Regions from separate parts of the Homo sapiens genome. Here region 1 is linked to region 2. A link is a loop called in an ENCODE intact Hi-C map of the cell type or tissue named here. Cell type or tissue: stomach. All regions are shown on one strand. Each heading gives the region's core, and the rest is flanking DNA. Links, peaks and the distances in the headings are about the cores only. Region 1 has its middle 16 kb from the start of GALNTL5. Region 2 has its middle 5.5 kb from the start of PRKAG2.

Evidence for each region. Peaks named below come from ENCODE experiments on the same cell type or tissue, not always from the same donor. Only the 100,000 strongest peaks of a DNase experiment are listed, where the experiment ranks them.
Region 1: it touches region 2 in a loop (3-fold over the local background); 29 of 110 quality-filtered maps call a loop at or near these places.

What each region holds. Positions count from the first base shown.
Region 1 is chr7:151,939,267-151,942,182 of GRCh38, forward strand. No RefSeq gene overlaps it. Among named protein-coding and RNA genes, the nearest start is that of GALNTL5, 16 kb to the right of the region's middle. In stomach, for the core only: no CTCF peak of the experiment used is centred there; a DNase peak (open chromatin) is centred at 1,295.
Region 2 is chr7:151,881,193-151,884,108 of GRCh38, forward strand. No RefSeq gene overlaps it. Among named protein-coding and RNA genes, the nearest start is that of PRKAG2, 5.5 kb to the left of the region's middle. In stomach, for the core only: no CTCF peak of the experiment used is centred there; no DNase peak of the experiment used is centred there.

The DNA.
Region 1 (2,916 bases), core at 110-2,609, 58 kb after region 2:
TTCTCTGCCCATGGATCAAGGACTAATTTCTACTTTCAAGTCTTATTATTTAAGAAATAGATTTAATAAGGCTATAACTGCCATAGATAGTGATTCCTCTGATGGATCTGGGCAAGGAAAATTGAAAACGTCTGGAAAGGATTCACCATTCTAAATGCCATTAGAAACATTCGTGATTCATGGGAGGAGATCAAAATAATAACATTAAGAGGAGTTTGGAAGAAGTTGATTCCAGTCTTCATGGATGACCTTGAGGGGTTGAAGACTTTAGTGGAGGAAGTCACTGCAGATGTGGTGGAAATGCAAGAGAAATAGAAGATGGGACTGAACTGCAATTTCATGATCAAACTTGAAAGGATGAGGAGTTGCTTCTTTTGGATGAGCAAAGAACGTGGTTTCTTGACATGGAAACTACTCTTGATGAAGAAGCTATGAACACTGTTAAAACGACAACAAAGCATTTAGAATATTACATAAGCTTAGCTGACAAAGCAGTGGCAAGGTCTGAAAGGACTGACTCCAATTTTCAAAGAAGTTCTACTCTGGGTAAAATTCTATCAAACAGCATCACATGCTACAGAAAAATCTTTTTGTGAAAGGAAGAGTCAGGGGAAGGGCAGGGGTAGAAAAAAATTAAAAAAGAAGAGTCGATGGATACAGCAAACTTCATTACTGTCTTATTTTAAGAAATTCCACAGCCACCCCAACCTTCAGGAACCACCACCCTGATCAGTCAGCAGCCACCAACATCGAGGCAAAACCCTCCACCAAAGGAAGATTACAACTCCATGAAGGCTCAGATAATTGTTACCATTGTTTAGCAATAAAGTATTTTTAATTAATACAGTACATTTTATACATAATGCTATTGCACACTAAATGGACTACAGTATAGAAACATAACTTTTATATGCACTGGGAAACCACAAAAATGTGTGACTCACTTTATTGCAATATTTGCCTTATTGCAGTAATCTGGACTGAACCCACAACATCTCTGAGGTATCCCTGTAGACAGAGGACAGAATGGGAGAACACGCTTGCAATATCCAAAGCTGACAAGGGACTAGTGCCTAGAAAATTCAAGGAACTCATGCAAATCAAGAGGAAAAAGACAGAAAGTGGAAAAAGGGATAAGATGTAGATAGGCAATTCATAGAAGAAGACACCCCAAAGAGCACCAAACAAGAAGAGAAGCTTAGCTTCATCCGAAATCAGAGAAGCGCAGATGAAAACCATGTTCCTTTGCATCCGTTCATGGCTGGGTCCCTGCCAGAGCAGCCTGGACCAAGTACTGGAGCTGGACTCAGGACAGCCCATGGATGAGGCTGCCAGCAACAGAGGAGTTGTCTTGTCTAGCTCAGAAAGATTTTTTTATTGGGAATCTGTTTGGCAAATTGAAAATTAGATTAGTGAGTTAGAAGGGAAGAAAGATAAGAGGGAGAGCCAGAGCAAGAGGGCCCGGGAGGGTGCAGGGCGGAGTGGGGGGCGCTGGGCGTGGGCACACGCTGGAGCATCCAGTGGGGGCTGTGGGAGGTGAAAGCCAGGGCCCCAGAGAGGAGACTCAAGAGATGCTGGGAGAGCGGCCACCAGTCCTGGGCCACTTCAGTGTTTCTCAGCTCTGCTCTTGGATTTTTAATATAATTTTGTTACTGGGGGAGGGTGTCCAGGTTCTTGGCATTTTGAACAAAGAATTGGACAAAACATACAAACAAAGCAAGGAAAGAATGAAGCAACAAAACCAGAGACTTATTGAAAAGGAAAGTACACACCACAGGGTGGGAGTGGGTCCAAGCAGTGGTTCAAGGGCCCTGGATAGAGAATCTACTCAGGTCTAAATACCCCGTAGAGCTTTCCCATGGGCCACACTTCATGCTCACCCCATGTAAATGAAGAGGTGGCCCGCAACCAATCAGAGGCTGAAATGAAGCTACAAAGTTACTCTCTTCTTCAAACATCTGATTGGTTGCAGAAAGCAACCAATCAGAAGTACTTGCAATTTCCCATCTCCGGGGCACAGAAAAGGTGGGGGTTTGCAACGGGAGTAGCCTCTGGTCCTTTTGTTACTTAGGCATGGAAAGAGGGTTTTCCTTTCAGTCTAGTTCCAGGAAGTCAGCGTGAAACGGCCTAGGTTCCCTGCCTCCAGACCCTATTCTCCTGCCTCAATTTTGCTGGCTATCTTCAGGAACCCTCCTACCTCCCCACCCCATGCAGATACACCCCTTTATTTGAATTAGCTTAGTGGATACCTTTTCCTTGCACCCCAAAAGAGACAAGAATCAAAGGGCCAAGGATCCCAGAACACAGGACTGGGGCTGAAGCAGTGTGGAGGGAGGAACTTGCAGTTATTGGAGCAAGGCCCCCAAATACTGAATAAAAATCATTCAAAGACTTTTACAGCTAGGCAGTCAGTGATGTTTTAGGACTTATAATATCTAAAATATCTTACCTGCTGTTCCATAGGGAGGGCTGTAAGTGCAAATCATCCCCCATATGCAGAAGGAGCCAAGAAACCAAAGGAGGGGGCACACAAATCCAGTTTGTCAGTTTGGGGTGATTTCTTAGGGGAACTAACAGACAGAAGCGTGGTCATGGGCAGTGCAAAACAGGTAGATCTCCACACTGCAACCCCCCAGAGCCAGGGCAAAAGTAGACCTCAGGGGAAATGTAGGTGCTTCGGGCATCACAGCGTATGATTTCTACAACAAAATCAAGAGTTGCTTTGGAGGAAACTTAACAATGAGTGGATGTTCTTACATAAAGAGTAACACATCAGCCAAACGCATTGTCTCACACCTGTAATTCCAGCACTTTGGGAGGCTGAGGTGGGCAGATCACCTGAGGTCAGGAGTTCAAGACCAGCTTGGCCAACATGGTGAAACCCTGTCTCTACTAAAAATACAAAAATTAGCCGGG
Region 2 (2,916 bases), core at 227-2,726:
CAAGGCCCTTCCTACAGATGGTTTGGGATAGCTTGTTGGAGAAAGGGGCATATTGAGTGTATCAGTCTGTTCCCATGCTGCTAGTAAAGACATACCTTAGACTGGGTAATTTATAAAGGAAAGAGGTTTAATTGACTCACAGTTCCACATGGCTGGGGAGGCCTCACAATCATGGTGAAAAGCAAGGAGAAGGAAAGACACGTCTTACATGACAGCAGGAAAGAGAGAGTGTGCAGGGGAACTCCCATTTATAAAACCATCAGATCTCGTGAGACTTATTCACTATCACGAGAACAGCATGGGAAAGACCCACCCCCATGATTCCTCCCACAACACATGGGAATTATGGGAGCTACAATTCAAGATGAGATTTGGGTGGGGACACAGCCAAACCCTATCACTGAGGCTGCTTCCCGTTGGGGGCATCATTGGCCCAGGCTGGTGAGCATGAGGGTTAAAAACATGCAGCTTCTATTATGTGACAGTGCCAAGGGCTCATACACATGTTAGCACATTGAATGGGGGAGCAGATATGATTGGCACATTTTATACCACACATGTGTTTGTGTCGTTGCTGTCCCACTATATTAGTATCCTAGACCAACATCACCTGCAAATACTTGGGGTACCCATTTCTGAATGCTGTCAGCTCTCAGGGATCCTGGTCAACACACTGGCCTGCCAGGGTGAGCCACCTCTTCCCCAGCCAGGCAACATTTCATTCAGAGGTGATAATTTAAAATGCTGCACCCAGGTCCAGGGCCTACAACCCGCTGAGAAGTGAAATACCCACAGTAGGAGAGTTAACGTAAAGGAAATCCTTGATCAGAGCTTATGAAGGGGACACTGGCTATTTAATTTCACTTAATCTGGTTTTCCAAACTTACGTGTTCCCTTACGCCCACCCATGCTTTTTTTTTTTTTTAATTTGGCCTGTTATTCCATATAAATAAAAATGACTTTGAAAACCATGAGTCATCTTTATATAGTATAGACAGTCTTAGAATTGGGGGTGTCCTCATGGGTTTGAAGTCCAAGCTTACTCTGGGTGCTTAGAATGTAGCAGTTAGAAGCTTCCTCTGTAATCAGGAGATGGATGTCTGTGTCTGATGAGTTCCCAACCTCAGTGACAGTGGATTCCACATTGCAAAGAAGAAAGGAACTTTTTGATCACTAATAACATGCCAGGCACCATGTTAGGTACTTCATATTAACTATCTCACCCTAATTTCCACTAAAATCCCTGAAGAGAACGATCACATCCACTTTACAGATGAAGGGAACAGAAACCTAGTTGCTGGAATCCGCTGGCATTCATTTCACTTCTGCCCGTGAGTATTAATTGGCTGTGCCCTCTAGGAAAACATAAAATATGTGGCCCCTCTGCTTTTAAGAACTTTGCTGAAGACTCTTTAGGAAATGCCTTTGGGATAACCTTGGACCGTCTAAGAGAGACCAACTAAGAACATCTTAGCTGCCTTGGTCTATTTGCCTGTGACACAAATGGAGAGAGCAATGGTCTGTATATGCAGGAAGACAACAACAGCTCAATTTTACAACTCTTAGAAAAACTAAACAGCAAGTTCTGGGCTCAGGACTCTGTAAATGCTTTGATAACTTATTGAATACCAAGCTAAGGGGGTGTTATCTAATTGTGAAAAACAGGGCAAATAGTCACATTCCAGTTTTTATTTCCTTTAAGCTTGGGCAATGGTTGTGTAACCTTGTGATGGCTTTTGCTCCCTGGTACAAATGGAGTCATTAGTATCAATCCACGCAGAGAAGTGGAGGCAGGGGCCCAGGACCAGCAGGAACACTGCTTTGGGACAACACATCTCCTGACTGCCTGACTGCCCCTTTCTGGGTCCATTTTATTTTCCCGGGCACCTGTGCCAGCCACCTCCTTGGTCAGTGCTCCAGGTAGCTCTTCATCCATGATGCCAGTCAACCATAAGGAAGTCCTCATCGTGAAATCCAAGAAGTACTTTGGATTAAGGTAAAGGTGAACCCTGTAGCAATGTTCTCCCAAACGACAGATTTGCTGTGCATATCTTCTCTCTAGAGAATAGCTTCGTGTCTTGGCCAGCTCTGTACCTAAGCACACACTCAGCAGTTCTACAGAATGACAGATTCACCAAACAGGGCATGTGTATCCACAAGCGCTGTGCAGTGAGGAGGTGTCTGTTTGCTAAATAATAGAATAGGGAATCCCCAGCAATGATGCCCCCTTCCTGACTAAGGGTAGCCGTCATGTAAACAGCATTAGTTGGGAATAAAGTCTTTGGTTCTGCTAACAGCTGCCTTTATAATTGTTTTGCAGAGTGTCCCATGTGACTTTTATCCTAGTGATCCGGCATTACCTCCCACTGGGGTGGAAGATTTGGTCTCCCTGGGCTGCAGAATTTGACTAAAGGTCTGTGTGTGTTGGTTCTTGACTTAGTTATGAGCTCTCAACATGCAATAAACATCCTGATTAACCTTGGGAAATCTGAATACTACTATTACCTGAATATGGCTCTTGACTGGTTTCTGACCTCTCACCCATCTATGGGCACATGATTAAGTAATGCAAATTAATTGTAATAATTTCCCAAGCAAATAAAATTATTTTGGTAATGATATTGGCCTCAAAGTTCGTACATTGCAATGCAAATCTGACTGTTCACTTACATGAGAGGGTCTGTCTGAAGCTCTGGTTTGCCTGCACCACTGATACCATCCATTCCAGTGATATGCAGCTGATACCCAGACCTGGTCTCTAGAATGCCAGTCATGGCTTCTCAACAAGACTCCAGAAAAAATAGATTTGCATGCTATGCCTTCGGACTTGGCAGCATTTGCAGAGCAGAGCGCCAGCTCATGTTCCAGAGGACCAGGTGCACAGAGGCAGAGACCCACTGACCTCCAAGCCGTGCT